Regions from separate parts of the Homo sapiens genome. Here regions 2, 3 and 4 are each linked to region 1. Evidence: chromatin loops called from intact Hi-C (ENCODE). Cell type or tissue: chondrocyte. All regions are shown on one strand. Region 1 holds the start of LOC124900740 (a long non-coding RNA gene). Region 2 has its middle 27 kb from the start of LINC01218. Region 3 overlaps SLC39A8 (solute carrier family 39 member 8). Region 4 overlaps LOC107986297 (a long non-coding RNA gene).

Region 1 (5,000 bases):
TATCTATTCATCTGCTGATGGACACTTAGGTTGCTTCCAAATCTTGGCTATTGTGAACAGTGCTGCAACAAATGTGGGACTGCAGGTATTTCTTTGATATATTGATTTCCTGTGTTAAGCGTATATACCCAGCAGCGGGATTGCTGGATCATATAGTAGCTGTATTTTTAGTTTTTTTGAGGAACCTCCAAGCTGTTCTCCATAGTGGTTGTACTAATTTACATTTCCACCCACAGCGTACGAGGTTTCCCTTTTCTCCGCATTCTCTCCAGCAAAATGTATTGAGATTTTTATATGCCTGTTTTAATATTTTTTCCCTAGGAAACTATAGCGATAGTCTCATTAGCAGATAGATGCAAGCCAACAGACTATTTTCTGCGTATATACCATTCTTATTTGGTTAAAGTTCAGTCCACTGTCAACCTTGTCCAGATAAGCTTCATTTCTTACGGAAATCTCTGATTCATGTTGTCTTCCACAGAGCAGAATGGGTTTACTAATTTCCCAAACTAGATAAAGTCTCTCCCACATACTTGAAGAGTGATTAACTGCAGGTATTTAATGGTGCTAATTTAATGATAACAGTGCTGTAAATTCTGTCTCAGAAACAAAGTTAACAACAACCAAAAAGATTTGGCTAATTGTACAATTGCCAAACTTGACTTTAAAATACTCATGTCTTCAGAATAGCTATCCGTAGTGGTAGGAACTTTATACATCCATGGAAACCGCTTTAATAGAAAAGGTCAACTTTTCAAATAATACATTCTTAAATCTTCCTATGTAAAGTAATTTTTAGTATAGCATATTTTTACAAATAAATTTAGCACATTAATTTTTACATATCCTGCTTACTCAACACTCTCAGGCTGATTTTCAGTAAAAGACAGGATTGGTAGGTAGTTCAGAAACTTAGAGAAATTAAACTGACTTATAAAAATGCTGTTTCTCCTCTGAAAACTGAACAAGGAGACATGTTTCAGACATTAAGAAGTTTATTCACTGATTCCCAAAGGAAAAGGCATTGATTTGTTTTTACTTTTCACCAAGAGCTAAAATGAACTCTGCTGTTTTGGTCTCCTAGCTTCTCTTGGTACTGTCGTTATCATACTACAACTGTCCATGCAATGCATGGTGAGCAGGTGGCTTTAGGGATAGCATTCACTGGTGTCCTGGGGGGCACACTGTCCATGAGGTAAACAAAGAATAATGCAGCTTATATACATTATAAAAATAATTGCTTTTTACCTTCTAACAGTTTATGAGACTTAGATTTTTTTGTGACATATTTAGAATTAAAGTGGGGAAGAAGAATTCTATTTACTGTACCTTTAAAAATGTAACTCAATAAGTATATAGTAAGGGCCTGCTATATATTAGGTAGCATGCAATGTGAACAATATGTGATTTGTGACTTGGAAGGGTTGCCTGACTTTCAAGAGAGGTAGGCACATGGAGAAATAAGTAACTGTACTATGGTATGATAAATGATATAATCCAAATCTGTAGTAATACAATTAAAGGTAGAATTCATTCTGCTTGAAGAAGTGGTATGTTATAAAAAGATACAGTAAATTTGTGTTTGAGTTGAGTCCTAATGGGTAAGTTGGAGATTAGGTATGTTATGAAAGGTAAGAGGTGGGCTGGATATTCCAGAAGGAATAGTATGGATGAGGGCATGGATACATGCTACTACATTATACGACCAGGGCTGGGCTGTGAAGTGGAAAGATAGTTTGCAATTACGGTAACATGACAGCTGAGCCATGGGAGTTGAAGGGGTATTTAGGTGAAGGTTGAGTAAAGAAGAGGCAAATTTCTTGGAACAGAAAAAAGACTGAGTAAAGACTAAAAGAAATCAGAATTTAGTTAACAATAATTTATCAGTATTAGTTCACTAATTGTGACAAACATACCATCAGATCTTAATAAGGGAATAAGGGAAACTAGGTATGGTGACTCACTGTACTATCTTTGCAACTTCCCTGTAACTCTAAGTCTACTCTAAAATAGAAAGTTTATTTTTAAAAAGGATAAAAAATATAACATGGTCTTGGAAGATACTTTCGTTGGGTGTGTCTCCCAGGAGGGAAATTAGTCACGGGACATTTTTTGAGATTATGGGCCCCTGAGCTGAATTCTTAGCAATCTCCCTCTTTATTTTCTGTTACATAGAAATGGAGTTAATCTTTACCATAGACAAGTTATGTCATTGTTATGCCCTCTTTACTATCATATTCCCCTGACCACCCATAAAATTTGGGCTATTTTATTAAAAAGAATTTCCCTATATTTGATAATATCTACTCATAGTATTTAGTTCCCACTCTGCAGTTCACTAGCATTCAGTGGGTGTCTGTGCCCTTCGTCCTTTGTTTCTGTGATCAGGAAATATGACATTTCATTTCTTTCTATAACTTTTCTCTCCCTTTAAGAATTTAAAATCAAGTTTAAACTGAGCATTCATTCTTCTTTCAGGAAAACAAAACAAAACACTGTTACCTACCCGGATCTGCCTTCCAGCACATTCGGTACAAACCCACCAGAACAAATACTGAAAGTGTTATTACAATCAAAGCAATAACCACCGGCAAAATAATACCTAAAAAGAATTGGAGACATTGTCAATTAGAGTGGCTACTGAATTTCACAGCGATAGTTTGGTAAGTGAGCCAAAGCATGAGTACTTCCTTTCTTCTTTAAATATCATTCTATTAAAAACATATTTTAGGCAAAGATTCCTCTGATTCATGGGGTTTGCTCTAGTTGTCATCTTTGACATAACCACTTGATGTCAGTCTTGTAACCTTTCTGAAACAAAATTCCAACCTTAAGAGAGAGTGCCCCCATCTTCCTGGAGACTGAAGAAGTGGGGAGATGGGAGACTGGAGAAGCAGAAGATGTACTCTAGATTATAATTAAATCCTCATTCACTCATTACATTTTTTAGTACTTTATAATGAAGTTACCAAAATATATATAACCCAACGGGGATTGCTTTAGTCCTAATGCTGGCTTTCTAAAACACTCACAAATTTCTTTCTATAATAATACCTTAAAACTAGAAAAGGCATAAAATAATGTAAGTAGATACCACAGTGAAGATGATTCTTGAAAATGAACATGATTCAAGAGAGATGTGTATGTGTGTCTGTTTGGGGGAGTGATGTTGCTGCAGTAACTTAGGGTGAGTTTTTCATATTTGTATTAAGAGGAAGAGTATTGCCTGCCTTCCTTCCTTCCTTCCTTCCTTCTTTCCTTCTTTTCTGATGGTTATTTCCAAGGTTAAAAGTACAGTGATAAAAGCAAGAGAGCTGTCATAGACACACAACTAAAGGAAATTAAGATGACTATTAGTTTAGCATATTTGCTTTCATATGTACTCCTTATATATTTATCAGGGGTGAGACTTACTCTCCAATTCATCTGTAGGATGGTTTACACTTCCATTGTCAGAGTTAAATATTTGTTTTAAGTAAGTTCTGCTGATTTCATAATAGACCTTAGGTGAAATCATTATTGCCTCCCAAATGAAGATGCCGTGAATCAGCAGGTCAGTAATTTCTATGATGACTTATTTAATGGAATGGGTTTAACTAAACTTAATAGAGCCTTTTATAATAACAGTTTTGAATATTGTCTTTTTATTCTTAATTACTAAGGAAGTTATTTAATATTCTGTATTCAGTCTTAGCACACACATAAATGTTATATGACATATATAGGTTTTAGTTAAAATGGAACATTTCTTAAAGGCCGTTTTTAATGTTCTATGAAGGCAAACAATTCATTTTTTGATATAATTTATTTATTATTTTAATTATTTACTTGACAAAAATAAAATATATTCAGGGTATACAACCTGATAATTTGGAAATAATTCACTTTTATGGGGACCTCTACCTGTGCATTTTGACTTATCTGAAACTAGTCCCATCGAGTCATCCTTGGCCCTTGATCGTAATTGTTAAACACTAAACTAAGAAAAAAATTGCCAAACTGTGCTTTTTTTCCTCTTCTGTTTTCTTTCTTTCTTTCTTTCTTTTCTTTTTTTTTTTTTTTGTCATTAAGACTCACTTGTGGGAAATTTTCAGAGCAGGCAGCAGTTAGATGGGATTGTAATGGGATTGCAGGCTCAGTAAAGTTGAGAAAAGGCTGCCCATAATCTGATTCCTCTCCTTTACTGGTCACATTCAAACATTCTGCATATCTACTGCCATGAATGAAGGCATTGCTGTTACTCACTGGAATAAGACCGGCTGGTTGCTGAAGTGCTTGCATTTTTTCCACCCTCAGTGCCTATTACTTTAAGAAAGAAAAAAACAAGTCACTTTTGGTTAATGTGTGCCAATTCTTGCAGTCCTCCCTCCACCCTCATTTAAGGAAACAGCCATGATTTGTAGGTATGATGCTGCAAGTGCAAAAGATTCAGTCTCATTCTGAAGGAGCTCTGTTTTGTGAGTCAAGATTGTTAGGGTTTCAGTCAAGAAAGGGTCAGGTAGAGCAGATTTCCACTCAGGCACACAGATATCATACCTTGAGACTGTGAGGTGTTTTCTGGAATTGTAACTGGTATTGAGGTTAATGTACCAGTTTTAGAAGGTGATGCATCTGGTTGTAGAACACTACCTGTATGAAAATTACAAATGCAGAATCAGGCTATGGTATTAAGCCTTCATATGGGATTTCTTTGCAGATTCAAACAGTTTGCTTTTCTGAAGATCTGTGAAAACTATTTATTGTCAAATAGTAGGATAAATGCAATCATAACACTAAACCATAAGTTCATCCATTCCTCCTGGAAAGATAATTAAATTTAGAATCACAAAGCCTGAGTATCAGTTTTACATCTTCAGGAACTCGCCAAGAAAACTTCAGTAAGTTTTTTAGCGTAGATTACAGCCTGTATAACCTACTGCATAAGATTCTTGTGGGATGTAAATCTATGCAAAAGCATTTTTCAAATTTCAGATATTATAACTTTGGGTGATAGTGTTTTT
Region 2 (5,000 bases), 490 kb after region 1:
TAGTATTGGAAGTTCTGGCCAGGGCAATCAGGAAAGAGAAAGAAATAAAGGGTATTCAAATCAGAAGAGAGGAAGTCAAATTGTCTCTGCAGATTTCATGATTGTATATATAGAAAACCCCATCATCTCTCAGCCCAAAATCTACTTCAGCCGATAAGCAACTTTAGCAAAGTCTCAGGATACAAAATCGATGTGCAAAAATCACAAACATTCCTATACACCAATAATAGACAGAGAGCCAAATCATGAGTGAACTTCCATTCACAATTGCTACAAAGAGAATAAAATACCTACGAATAAAACTTACAAGAAATGTGAAGGACCTCTTCAAGGAGAACTATAAACCACTGCTCAAGGAAATAAGAGAGGACACAAACAAATGGAAAAACATTCCATGCTCATGGATAGGAAGAATGAATATTGTGAAAATGGTCATACTGCCCAAAGTAATTTACAGATTCAATGCTATCCCCATCAAGCTACCATTGAATTTCTTCACAGAATTAGAAAAAACTACTTTAAATTTCATAGGGAACCAAAAAAGAGCCAGTATAGCCAAGACAATCCTAAGCAAAAAGAAAAAAGCTGGAGGCATCATGCTACCTGACTTCAAACTACACTAGGAGGCTACAGTAACCAAAACAGCATGGTACTGGTACCAAAACAGATACATACACCAGTGGAACAGAACAGAGGCCTCAGAAATAATGCCCCGCATCTACAACCATCTGATCTTTGACAAACCTAACAAAAATGAGCAATGGTGAAAGGATTCCCTATTTAATAAATGGTGTTGGGAAAACTGGCTACTCATATGCAGAAAACTGAAACTGGACCCCTTCCTTACACCTTATACAAAAATTAACTCAAGATGGAATAAAGACTTAAAATAAGACCTAAAACCATAAAATCCCTAGAAGAAAACCTAGGCAATACCATTCACGACAAAGGCCTGGGCAAAGACTTCATGACTAAAATACCAAAAGCAATGGCAACAAAAGCCAAAATTGACAAATGGGATCTAATTAAACTAAAGAGCTTCTGCACAGCAAAAGAAACTCTCATCGGAGGCAACCTACAGAATGGGAGAAAGTGTTTGCAATCTATCCATCTGACAAAGGGTTAATATCCAGAATCTACAAAGAACTTAAACAAATTTATAAGAAAAGAACAAATGACTCCATCAAAAAGTGAGCAAAGGATATTAACAGACACTTCTCAGAAGAAGACATTTATGAGGCCAACAAACATGAAAAAAAGCTCATCATCACTGGTTATTAGAGGAGTGCAAATTAAAACCACAATGAGATACCGTCTCCCACCAGTTAGAATGGCGATCATTAAAAAGTCAGGAAACAATGGATTCTGGAGAGGATGTGGAGAAATAGGAACACTTTTACACTATTGGTGGGAGTGTAAATTAGTTCAACCATGGTGGGAGACAGTGTGGCGATTCCTCAAGGATCTAGAACCAGAAATACCATTTGCCCCAGCAATCCCATTACTGGGTATATATCCAAAGGATTATAAATCATTCTACTATAAAGACACATAGACATGTATACTTATTGCAGCACTGTTTACAATAGCAAATACTTGGAATCAACCCAAATGCCCATCAATGATAGACTGGATAAAGAAAATGTGGCACATATACACCATGGAAAACTATGCAGCCATAAAAAGATGAGTTCATGTCCTTTGCAGAGATGTGGATGAAGCTGGAAGCCATCATTCTCAGCAAACTATCACAGAAACAGAAAACCAATCACTGCGTGTTCTCACTCATAAGTGGGAGTTGAACAATGAGAACACATGGACACAGGGAGGGGAACATCACACACCGGGGCCTGTTGGAGTGGGTGGACTAGGAGAGAGATACCATTAGGAGAAATACCTAACGTAGATGATGGGTTGCCGCAAACTATCATGGCATGTGTATACCTATGCAACAAACCTGCACGTTCTGCACATGTATCCAAGAACTTAAAGTATAATAAAATAAAATAAAAATTAAGAAAAAAAGAACTGATATAAAGCAAATTAAAATTTGGTGGACTAAGATTTAAAATCTAATACTAAGGAGCATAGATGCAATTTCATCCCAATTATAATGAGAAAAAAAAGAGTTGCAGAACTTCAAGACAACTTATATTTTTTTCTTTAAAAAAGAGAAGTGTTCCAACTTTGCTTTCCATCTGTAATTTAGAGAGACTGTTGATATAATACAGATATTTAAAACAACACATTTATTTTGTCATTTATAGGTAAAGGTAACATTTTTACAATAAATGAGAAAGTAATTGTTTTATGAAAGAAAACTGAGCAATGGAAAGAACATTGAAATTGAGTATTTGAAATCATTTTCCTCATTATTTCTTTTCCTGAAAATAGTGAGTATCACATAAAAACTCCTACACTCTTAAAAAACTATTAACAGAATCTTGTTTAAAAAATAATAAAAAAATGCAACACTTCTTCCATTCACTTGCAAGAACAACTGACTTACATCAAGGAGATAGAAATTTACTAGCAGTGTTTTAAAAATCAAAATCTTGCATAATCCATGAGTAGAAGCTATTGATTTAGTAAGCACAACCAGTGCAAACCACTTGCATTTGCGTTTATGCTTTTCTCTGCAGTAACATCTTCAGCTATGAAAGCCATTTGAAACATTATTGAAATAAACTAAATAAACTAAACAAAATAGTCACTTTTTGTATTCACAATGGGTTAAACCAGGACTTTTTTAATGGCGAAGAATATTCATTCACATCACTCTCAAAATATCGTCTTTTGGCACCAATAATGAAATATATTATCTTTAAATTAATGTTTATTCCATCTTTATTTTATGTTTAAAATTCATTCCTGTATGTTTTATGGCATATATGTTAGTATTTGTACATTACATATAAATATACATATATTATAGGTGAAAGCATAAACATTTTTACTGAGAAGTCTGAAATCCAAAAAGATTGGTGATAATGTTTTATTAGTCTTTCTACATTTTCTTTCTGGATGTTCATGTTTTTGACCAGCAGGTGTCAATATCTGGAAGTGTGGCTGCATTTTGCCTCCAGCCACACTTCCAGATATTGGGGACATCTTACCTCACTCAACAGGAAAAGCATTCCGCACTCTTCCACAAGTTAAAGAAAAGACAATGAATTGACTCTGTTCACTTGGCAAAGCAAAACAAAACAAAAACAGGGAGAGCCTGTTTGCTTGGTCAAAGATAGTGACCTGGCAGTGCATTTTTGCATTCATATTTATTAACTGGGTTTTAGGAACAACAGAAGTCTTATTGAACTGCAGGAGATTGCTGAGGGAAAGGGGACACCAGAACACCATATTTTAAGGCCACCTGATTACTAAGGTGGGCTTGTGGGAGTGGAATGAGTATGTGCTATGGAGCAAGAGATACTTGGTTTGCAATCCTATTGGTAGTGACCTTGTGCAAGTTAATTAATAGCTCACTGCCTCAGGCAACTAATCTATAAAATACACATTATGATGCCCAAAGCACAAGATGACTATAAGGGTTACGGAAAGTGGTACGAAGAAAGCATCTATCATTCTGAGGTAACTTACAGACTGAATTTAGGAAAATACAAGCACCCTTAAAATAAAGGCTAACAGGATGATTTGCTGTTTCCTGCTTTGGATCAAGGGTGAGAGTTCATTCCAGAATCCAGGGCATTCTCATGCTCTCTCTTGATCTCTCTGTCTCTCTTGCTGTCTCTTTCTTTCTCTCTTATATCTATGTCTCTGTCTACACACATATATAGCTTTTCTGAGATATAACTGACATGCAATAAATCACACATACTTAAAATGTACAATCTGATGACTTTTGAATTTATGTATATACTCATGAAACCAACACAATAAAATTAATAAATACATCTGTCACTCCCCCAAATTTTCTCATGCCTATTTGTAATACTTTCTTTTCCCAGCCCCTGCCTATCACCAGGGAATCATCTATTTGCTTTCTGTCACTATAAATGATTTTGCGTTTTCTAGAATTTTACGAAAATAGAATATATAATATGAAACTTTTTTGTCTGCCTTATTTTACTCAGCATAATTGTTTTGAGATTCATGCGTGCTATTGTTCATTCCTTTTCATTGCTGAGTAGTATTCCATTATATAGACATACCATGATGTGTCCACTGACCAATTGATACTTATTTGGATTGTTACCAGATGTGGGCTATTACCAATAAAGCTGTAATGAAAATTCTTGTACAAGTTTTTGTGTGGATATATTCTTTTGCTTTGATTGGAGTAAAATGGGCAGGAGTAAAATGACTAGGTCAGATGGTAGGTATGTATTTATCTGTTAAGAAATCACAAATTGTTTTCCAAAGCAGATGTATCATTTTATATTCCCACCATCAGTGTATGAGAGTTCCAGTTGCTCAATCTCTGCCCCGCAACACTTGAAATGATCAGATATTTGAATTTTAGACACTGTCACTTTAATTTGCATTTCTGTACTAACTTTTGGTGTTAGTACATCTTTTCCTATGTTTATTTTCCATGTGTATATCTTCTTGGGTGAAGGGTCTATTCAAATCTTTTATTACTTCTTTATCAAATTGTTTGATTTCTTATTGTAAGCATTAGTGTTCTTAATGCATTCTGTATGTAAGTCCTTTATCTTATATGTAATTTGCAAATATTTTCTTGCAGTATGTGACTTGTTTTTCAACAATGTCTTTCAAAGAGTCACAGTTCTTAATTTTGATGAAGTCCAACTGATTCACTCTTTTCTTTTAAGAATTATAATTTTGGCATAGTTTCTAAGAAATCTTTGCTAAATCCAAGGTCACAGATTTTTTTTCCTATGTTTTTCGCTAGACACTTGTTAGTTTTAGAATTTACACTTCAGTGTATGACCCACGTTGGGTTAATTATTATATATTATGTGAGATATGAACTGAAGAGTTTTTGTTGGGGGAAGGAGTATGGATATCCAATTTTTCTG
Region 3 (5,000 bases), 1.8 Mb after region 1:
ATCAGTGAGAAAGAAGCTGTAGTAACATCAGTGTTGGAGAATCTTTATTTATTATAGGGTTAACCTCTTGTACCGTAATGGACCTTAAATGAGCACAGAAGTCTGGTCTCCAAAGTGAGACCTAAAGGAAGATGATGCCAACCAGAGCATGGAGGACAGACTGGAAGTTTTCCCCTGGCACAGGCCATCAGTAATCAGCTGTTGATATGCCTATGTTAATTGTCTGGTAAACTCGTGGTGCTGTTTTGGCTCTTCTCAACTAGTTCACTTTTTAAAAATTTAAGCACCTCATTAAAGAAACCCTTTTAGATGTGGTAAAGCGAAACAGTCTACTAGGTAGGGCCCTACTAAGTAACGAGAGATCATCATAATACTATTCAGAGACTATTAAAATCGTCGACTCTTGGGTTGGCCATGCTAAGCAACTGGTATAGAAATAAGCCATGGCGGGGTTAGATTTACAGTTTGAGCACATCACTGATTTCCTATTTATATCTCTCCCCCATAATACCAGATACATGGTAGTCACTCAACAGGACAAATATTAAATAACAAATGACACAATACATGGTTTCAAAAGGGTGTTTACTATTTGGCCAAACAATATTTTTTAATTGTCAGTCATAAAGTGAAATACATACTAAAATATATATTAAATATTCACCAAATCTGCATTGCTGCTACATGAAAACATTTTTTGGTCTGTTGGAAAATGTAATTCCTGAGATCATTGTTGGGCTTTGTCAATCATTTTCCTCACCATCAAATCACCTTAAGTGACTTGGGAGTGTGAATCTAGGATGTTCAATTTTAGACCAATTTTCTCTATCTTCTAAATGAGTAAACAGGCTCTGTCTTTTATAAAAGGTAGAAAAATAACCATGGTGTGCTAATTTTTTTCAAGGTATACCATATGGAAAAGTATAGGCTGAACACAAAGGAAGTCTTTTCTGAATGGCTCTCGATCACACATAAGGAACATATGTTTTCCAGTTAATCTGTCCTTGATGTACAGCAGTCCAGCTGTTGTTTTGCATTTATTAAAATATTCTCTGCTAAATAGTTATGTTTGTCTTTAAAAGTAAATTGCATAAAATTACATCCAATTTCTTTCTCTAAACCAACATATTCTTCACCTTCACAAAGCAAACACATGGTGCACTGAAACCGAGGTGTTACCAGCTTTACATACTGTTCTGCCATTTGTGAGGGGTGCAACCACAACATAAGTCAGAAAAAAAGCTATCCAGCTTTTCGTGGAATCTGGTGAAGTTTATACTTAGCGATAAGCCTCTAAGCCTGAACTTAGCAGGGCTAGCAAAACTTTATTTATTTCCTAACTCCTATTATTTTAGAATGGTTTTCAAAATAATACTGCAAGTTCCTAATTGAAATACAAAACAGAACAAAAAGCTGTGAGAAATCTTTTTTTTCTTTGGCTCCTTAAAGACTTGGAATAATTTATATTAGTGTTGCATACATTTTACCTTCTACATTTTGATGTACTTGCTCTTGAAAGCACTAGAACAAATTAATTGAAATAAAACCTCTCTGAAACCATTTGAATCTTTGATCCTACCATAGAGTTTTAAAGGCTTTCAGGATATAACTTGTATTTTCCCCTGAGTCTGAGTGTCTACATGATTATAGAATGCATGTCTCTTGCTTCATGGTGATATCTAATATGCATGGAATACTGAAAAATAGGTATTTCCCAAAGGCTCCTATATACCAGGCATCTCAGACTGACACTGAAAACCTTTTGAAGCATTTTTAACAACAAATAATGGACTATTTCACAGACTGATGCCAATAATTAGTTTTCTGGACCTACAGTTGAAAGCAAAATTATCTTTTTAACTAAATAGGATCAGCTTCAAAATCCTTTTTGGAGATGTTTTTATCTATTAAATGCCTTTATTAACAACACCATCTTCCATTTTCTATTACTCCAATTCGATTTCTCCTGCATACAAGGTAATGAGTAGAATGGCTGTGAATCCAGTTAACATTCCAGCATTCTGAATCATGAAGAAGGTGAAATCGGTTTTTCTTCCAGTTACCTTTTCTCTCAGCATATCATTCATCTCTGGAAACTAGAAGACAGATATATTGTTAGATAACTGTTGCCATCTTGTGGCAAACCACAAAACAGTCACTTAGAGGCATACCTTGGAGACAGTGTGGGTTTGGTTCCAGACCAGTGTGATAAAGCAAACATCTCAATAAAGCAAGTTACATGAATTCCCAGGTTTCCCAGTGCATATAATAGATATATTTGCATTATACTGTAGACTATTAAGTGTGCAATAGCATAATATCTAAAAAGGCAATGTATATACCATAATTTAAAAAAATACTTTATTGCTAAAAAATGCTACCAATCATTCGAGCTTTGGGTGAGTTGTAATCTTTTTGCTGGTGGAGTCTTGATTCCATCTTGATGGCTGCTGACTGATTAGAGTAGTGGTTGCTAAAGATGGGAGTGGCTGTGGAAATTTCTTAAAATAAGACAACAATGACATTTGCAACATCAATTTATTTCTTTCATGAAAGATTTCTCTGTAGTGTGCAATGCTGTTTGACAGCATTTTACCCACAGTAGAAATTATTTCCAAAGTGGAGGCAATCCTCTCAAACTCTGTCCCTGCTTTATGAACTATGTTTATAGAATATTCTAAATCCTTTGTTGTCATTTCAGCAATGTTCACCAGGAATAGATTCTGTCTCAAGAAATCACTGTTTGTTCCTCCGTAAGAAGCAACCCCTCATTCATTCTAGTTTAATCACGAGATTGCAGCAATTCAGTCCCATCTTCAGTCTCCACTTCTCATTCTAGTTATCTTGCCATTTCCACTACCTCTGCAGTTACTTCCTTCCCTGAAGTCTTGAACACCTCAAAGTCATCCATGAGGGTTGAAATCAGCTTCTTTCCAATTTCAATTAATGTGGATATTTTGACTCCTTCCATAAATCACAAATGTTCTTCATATCATCTAGAAGGATAAGTCCTTTCTAGAAAGTTTTCAACTTACTTTGCCCAGATGCATCAGAGGAATCACTATCTACAGCAACTAGAGACTTACAAATTATTCTTAAATGATATGATTTGTAAGTCAAAACTACTCCATGGACTGATCCATGGACTGCGGAATGTATGTTGTGTTAGCAAGCACAAAAACTTTCATCTCCTTGTACATCTCCATAAGAGCTCTTAGGTGATTTGATGCACTGTCAATGAGCAGTAATGTTTGAAAGGAATTTCTTTTATTTTTCTGAGCAGTGGGTCCTAACAGTGGGTTTAAAATACTCACTAAACCATGCTGTAAACAGATGTGTTATCATCCAGGCTGTGTTGTTCTATTTCTAGAGCACAGAGTGGATTCAACATAATTCCTAAGGGCCCTAGGATTTGGGGAATGGTAAATGATCACTGACCTCAACTTAAAGTTACCAGCTGCATTAGTCCCTAGTAAGACAGTCAGCCTATCCTTTGAAGATTTGAAACCAGGCATTGACTTCTCTCTAGTATGGAAAGTCCTGGATGGCATGTTCTTCTAACAGAAGGCTGTTTCAGCTACACTTAAAATCTATTAGTTTAGTGTAGTCACCTTCATCAGTGATCTTAGTTAGATCTTCTGGATAACTTTCTGCAGCTTCCCATCAGCACTTGCTGCTTCACCTGACACTTTTATGTCATACAGATGGCTTCTTTCCTTAAACCTAATGAATACACCTCTGCTAATGTCCAGTTTTTCTTCTGCAGCTTCTTTACTTCTGTAAGCCATCATAGAATTGAAGAGAGTTATTCCTTGCTCTGAAATAGGCTGTTGCTTAACGGAATGTTGTAGCTGGTTTGATCTTTCTATCCATACCACGTAAATTTTATTCATGTCAGCAATAAGGCTGTTTTGCTTTCTTATTATTTGTGTGTTCATTGGAGTAGCCCTTTTAATTTCCTTCATCAATCCTTTCTTTGCAGTCACAACTGGGCTATCTGGCAAACAAAGTCTAGCTTTTGGCCTGCCTTGGGTTTCAACATGCCCTCCTCACTAAGCCTAATCATTTCAGGCCTTTGATTTAATATGATAGATGTGCAGCTCTTCCTTTCACTTGAACACTTAGAGGCCACTGTAGGATTATTAATTGGTGTAATTTCAACATTGTTGGGTGTCAAGGAATAGGGAGGCCCAAGGAGAGGGAGATGGAAGGATGGCTGATCAGGGGTGCAGGGAGAAAACACACACAACATTTGTCAATTAAGTTCACCATTTTATACGAATGTGGTTCATGGCGTCCCAAAACATAATAGTAACATCATAGATCACTGATCACAAATCACTATAACAGATATTATAATAATAATGAAAAGGTTTGAAATCGTTTAAAAATTAACAAAATGTGACAGAGACAGGAAATAAGCCCATGCTATTCAAAAAATGGCACTGACAGATTTGCTTGAGGCAGGGTTGCCAAAAACTTTCAATGTGCAAAAAACCTAGCATTTACAAAGTGCATCAAAGCAATGTGCAATAAAACAAGGTGCTCCTGTAATAGAATGCTGGGAGGGGTGGTATGATCATTTACTTTGGATGTTTAAAGGTTTTAGTACTGATAGCTTAATAGGAATATCTAGTTCTTTCAGGCATCAACAAGAGTAAAAGTACTGAAGTAGTATTTTTCTCCAACTGAATCAATCAGTGGGATGGAATTTACCTCATTTTATGTTCTCTTTCTCCTTTTCCATTACCTGCTCTCTATGCTTCACCCAACCCATTCTTTCATGACCTCAAGTTTACCCAGCAAAATCTTCACATCTACCATCACCTGTACCAGAACTTGTATTTCTCTAATTTTTCAGTGGACTAAATCCTTCACGTTTTACCTTATATCTTGCTAAAACACTTTTGCTAGCTAATCCTAGTTTATTCTAGATTCCTTTATTATCATCTCTCATCATATATTCTACTTTCTCTCTTATTTCATAGCATTTTTTATTA
Region 4 (5,000 bases), 1.3 Mb after region 1:
TTATATTTGGAATCTAAAAACGTCATCAAATGCATAGAAACAGAGTAAAATTGGCTGGGCGCGGTGGCTTACGCCTGTAATTCCAGCACTTTGGGAGGCCGAGGTGGGCGGATGACGAGGGCAGGAGTTCAAGACCATCCTGGCTAACACGGTGAAACCCCGTCTCTACTAAAAAAAAATATAAAAAATTAGCCGGGCATGGTGGCGGGCGCCTGTAGTCCCACCTACTCGGGAGGCTGAGGCAGGAGAATGGCCTGAATCCGGGAAGCGGAGCTTGCAGTGAGCCGAGATTGCGCTACTGCACTCCAGCCTGGGCGACAGAGCGAGACTCCGTCTCAAAAACAACAACAAAAAAAGAAACAGAGTAAAATTATGGTTACCAGAGGCTTGGAGTTGGGGGATGTTGGTCAAAGACACAAAATTCATAGGAGGAATAAGTTCAATAGATCTATTTTACATCAAGGTTAAAAACAATATATTGTATACTTGAAAATTGTATACTTGAAAATTTTAAGTGTTTTCATCACAAAAAATGACAAGCAGGTGAGGTAATGCATACGTTAAATAGCCTTATTTAGCCATTCTGCAAGGTATACATATATAAAAACATCACATTATATACCATAAATGCATACAATTTTTATTTGTCAATTTTTAAGTCTTTAATTAGGGATATTAAAACAAAATTCTTCCCTTAGAGCTACACTTTCAGCTATATGGTAGATTAGTTTAACTATAAGTCCCTCTCACTACAAACCCCTACATTCTGAGTAAAATATACTTCTTAGTACATTGTTAAGGTTATAAAAAGAAAGGGAAATCTCTAAGCTCACCCCCAAAATATTTATGAGTAGAAACCAGAGCTGTGATCTCAGACCAATGAGCCGACAGAAAAGGCAGGGTTGACCTTAGCTAAGCACTTCAGTAAAAGCAAGGTAAGGAACTCAGCCTCAGACTCTCATTGAGCCTGGATTTTCACAGAAAGAAAAGTGGTCCCAGAAGAGCCATGTCCTCTGGCTATAAATAAAAGCAAATTCAAGTAATCTTGCAGAAAAGCATTTCCAATTTCAACTCTAGAGATTTCCATAGATTAAGAACAAATAACTGTGAGCTCAAAACAAAAAAAAATAATAATAAAAAGCACAAGGATATGAGGTAACTTTTCTCTCTTGGTTTTTCTTAATGGTTTTTGGATGTTAAGAAAGACTACTTAAATCAAAATCATTTTTTCCCTGTTTTTCTTCTGTCCATAGCTAGACTGAAGTTGCCAGCCGTCCCCCTAGTAGTTAGTTATGGCCTTGTGACTAAGTTCTAGCCCCTATAACGTGAGCAGAAGCAATTTATACAACCTCTGGGCCTTCCATATGCCCTCCTCCATGTTCTTTCTTCCTCTAGCAGACACTGATACCAATAACAAGATGACCTTAAAAGCCATTAAATATAGATAACAAAGGCTCCATTTCCACTTTCCTGACAAGTGATCATGTTGGGACAGAGCAGGGAGTCTTCACAATACCTACTCAGCAGATGGATGTGACCAATGGGTAAGGTTCATTCTTCCCTTGGGGAACCTTCATTGTGTTTATTCTTCCCATACTCCCTCATTATCAGACCGTAAGGATCTGTTCCTGTTCCTGTACCTGATGCAGAACAGTGATGGTTTCGAAGATATCTGAACATTTGGCTGGATGGGGTGGCTCTTCAGGACAGAGTGAATATGTTCTAAATGAAGCAAGAAAAGCATGCATAGATTCTGTTGGTTAGAGCTCTGGCAAAGACTGCTAGCTGTCCACTAAAATCTCTCACTTATCTTCTTGAGCATGCAGTAAATTGGCCCTTCCCAGCATCCCTGGCCATGTGGCCTTGTGACTAAGTTCCCACCCCATGGGATATGAACAGAGGTTAGGCATGCCACCTGCTGGCCTGACCTATAATAACTTCCTACATGCACTTGTCCTCTTTCTCTCTTCTGGTTAACCTGGATAGAGAAAAATCCCAGGGTGAATTTGAAAACTACTTGTTGAAAATGGTACATCTATCATTAAGCAGAGCTGCCACAGACTGGGAACCTCTACCGCCGATCTGGGGACTGTGACAAAAAAGAAATACTGTACATTTTTTTTTCCTTTCTTTTAGCTAACAAAATAGTTTTGTTGATTAAAGTTGTTTAGCTTTCTCTATTGCATACAAATTTCTTACCTAAGCTTATTATGTGTTATATTTTAGTGGAACTCAAGTTTCAAGATTGTTTGCTTGTATTCTAGCTTACAATTTAAATGCCTTACATTTGTATATTACTCTTACATTTCATAAATTCTATTTTATTTGATGTATACCATAACCCTCTGAGATAGGCATGAATTAACATCTATATTTTAATATGTGTTCATTATAATACATGTTTAAATAACTCAGAAATCTACATAAAAGCATATCACCAGTCAGAGAGATAGATATGCTATCATCAGATAGCATGCAAATGTTTGACCATACATTTTTAATAAAGTGAAGCCAAATGCATGTAATTAATTCTATGTGTACTTTTACTTAACAATACATTTTTTTCAATATTAATATTCTATTCCATCATTGGAATGCTTAGTATCCTAAAAATGTAATCACAAACATTTGTATACATACATCTTTATTAGCTTATCTACTTATTGTTTCTTTACGCTATCACAAAATTGTACGGTCAAATGGCATGTTTACAGCTGTGATGTACATTGCCAAATTGTTCTGTAAAAAGGCATGAGTCAAAAGTTCTAACAATGTTTGCTATATTTCCTTATTCCATTTCTAATACTAGAAATTATTAATCATTTTAATACTTGGCAATTGTTAGAAGATAATAATACTTCTTTTTTACTGTGAATGTTTACTATTAGTAATTCTGAATATTATTTCTTTTTCATAGGCAATTTATACTTACTTTTAAAATTAATTTCCTAATATTCCCAAATTTCTTTAGCTTTTTTATTTCTATAAATTCATTTGGTTTGATTAGTTTACTGTAGTTCTGTATATTTTAAGAATAATAAAATCTTTGCGTTTTGCATATCACAGATTTCATCTTTGACTTACATAAAAGAAAGTAAGGTTTAAAGAGGTTAATTGACATGTCTAACATATATGCTGCAAAATCATGACTCTATGCTAGGTGTTCTGACGCATGTTTTGTTTTTAATTAACCTTCGTCATCACCTTTCTTATAAAGAGGCAACTAGAAATAAGGTAAATAGATGAGAGAATGATTGCACTTTGAATATGTGTTCCTTTGAAAATATTCTTAGTGTATTTATTCAAGTAGAATTTATTCTACTCCATAGGAAACTAATCTTTCTTGCTTTTTCCTGAAGACCTGATATAATTCCTGGCACATAGTAGGTACTTTACAAATATTTGTGAATGGGTGAATGAATGTACTGTATCCTGTGGTGACAGAAAAATGAGTCACAATCTCTGAATTAAAATAACTCTCGATCTTGTGGAGGTGAGAAAACAGACAAAATAGCACAAAATAGAAATAGGCATAGGATGCATCTGATGTCTAAGTAAATATTAGAAACAAAGACTCCTTAATCCTCTTCCTCAAATATATTAGCTAGGAGCACATTATCTTATAATGTGACTTGTTTCTTCTTTTTTTAGTGAGAAGTCATGAGGGAATGGAAACCATACTGGTATTGGGGCTTTGGATTCAGATATACTTGGGCTTATGATCAGCTTTACCACATTACCATGTTCTATCTAAATAATCCTGGATGGAGTAGTCTCTGTGAATCTAAATTTCTTTACCTGTAAATGTCATTAAAATGTCTAAATCCTCAACAACTGGGGGGGTGTCTAACTGACAATATATATAAAGTGCTTAGCTCTTACAAGGTACTCTAGAGGCATTGGCTCTTTTCAATGTTCCTCAGATAAACTATCTTATAAGTTATACAATATTAAAGATTATTTACCATTTTATGCCCGTGATCATAGCCTTTTGAAATCCATTAATAGTTTATTATCCAAATTTAATCTTCATAATTAGCAGAGCTTTGGACAATCAGCAGCATACTTTTACCATGACACTGTGTACCCCTGTCTTAAACAGAATAATTTAGAGGAAGATATTATGTACTGAGAGTTTAAATTATTTATTTATTATTTATTTATTTATTATTATTATTTTTGAAATGGAGTTTCGCTCTTGTTGCCCAGGCTGGAGTGCAATGGCACGACTTGGCTCACCGCAACCTTCACCTCTCAGGTTCAAGCAATTCTCCTGCCTCAGCCTCCCGAGTAGCTGGGATTACAGGCATGCACCACCAAGCCCAGCTAATTTTGTATTTTTAGTAGAGACAGGGTTTCTCCATATTGGTCAGGCTGGTCTTGAACTCCCGACCTCAGGTGATCTGCCCACCTTGGCCTCCCAAAGTGCTGGGATTACAAGTGTGAGCCACCGCGCCTGGCCAAGAGTTTAAATTCTTAAAAACATAAATATACATATGACACAAACTTTTAAGTTTCCCAGAACATAGAAAACACCAAGTAATAATATAAAATACTGATATGCTGTTTATTTAAGAGAAATTATATGTAAATGCTGAAGAGATGACTTTTAATAAAGATTATATGGTATTACACTGCCTGTTCTTAGACCATAATTTTATTTTCCAAGTGGGTGTTAGACACATATTATTGATCAGGGCATGCTATTCAGAATAAGTAATAATTGGCAATTCACTGAAGCTTGTGTGTGTGTTGAAATTTTATGCACTTCCCTGCTGTGGGAGTGTGACAAGGATAGCCCTTGGGAGCCAATGTTCACATTCCCCAAGATGTAATTCTTCTCACTCACGAGGAACTACCCTCCTTCCCACTTTGGTACTGAATAATGACCAATTCTTTTCTAATTTCTGTCATTTTTCCAGGAAACTTTGGACTAACCTGATTTATGTTATGTTCAATTACTTGTGATTCATGTTGCAATATTGAAAACGGGAATTTTA

What was found. A loop is a pair of places that touch in the nucleus more often than their neighbours do. Peaks named below come from ENCODE experiments on the same cell type or tissue, not always from the same donor. Only the 100,000 strongest peaks of a DNase experiment are listed, where the experiment ranks them.
Region 2: a loop joins it to region 1, with 2.5 times the contacts of the local background. A loop is called at or near these places in 5 of 110 quality-filtered maps.
Region 3: a loop joins it to region 1, with 7 times the contacts of the local background. A loop is called at or near these places in 9 of 110 quality-filtered maps.
Region 4: it touches region 1 in a loop (8-fold over the local background); 15 of 110 quality-filtered maps call a loop at or near these places.

The regions. Positions count from the first base shown.
Region 1 is chr4:100,418,776-100,423,775 of GRCh38, forward strand. EMCN (endomucin) reads right to left here. Exons shown (of 12, transcript NM_016242.4): 6 at 4,537-4,629; 7 at 4,246-4,305; 8 at 2,507-2,602. LOC124900740 (a long non-coding RNA gene) reads left to right here and starts at 2,596. Exons shown (of 2, transcript XR_007058203.1): 1 at 2,596-2,663. In chondrocyte, a CTCF peak has its summit at 2,795; no DNase peak of the experiment used is centred here.
Region 2 is chr4:100,904,572-100,909,571 of GRCh38, forward strand. No RefSeq gene overlaps it. Among named protein-coding and RNA genes, the nearest start is that of LINC01218, 27 kb to the left of the region's middle. In chondrocyte, CTCF peaks have their summits at 3,050 (motif pointing right) and 3,262; no DNase peak of the experiment used is centred here.
Region 3 is chr4:102,261,098-102,266,097 of GRCh38, forward strand. SLC39A8 (solute carrier family 39 member 8) reads right to left here. Exons shown (of 9, transcript NM_001135146.2): 9 at 569-2,096. The coding sequence ends at 1,947. Among named protein-coding and RNA genes, the nearest start is that of SLC39A8, 82 kb to the right of the region's middle. In chondrocyte, CTCF peaks have their summits at 2,146 (motif pointing left) and 2,346; no DNase peak of the experiment used is centred here.
Region 4 is chr4:101,728,799-101,733,798 of GRCh38, forward strand. All of the region lies in intron 2 of LOC107986297 (a long non-coding RNA gene), which reads left to right. Among named protein-coding and RNA genes, the nearest start is that of BANK1, 59 kb to the right of the region's middle. RefSeq lists a silencer at 1,814-2,108. In chondrocyte, CTCF peaks have their summits at 1,921 (motif pointing left) and 2,123; no DNase peak of the experiment used is centred here.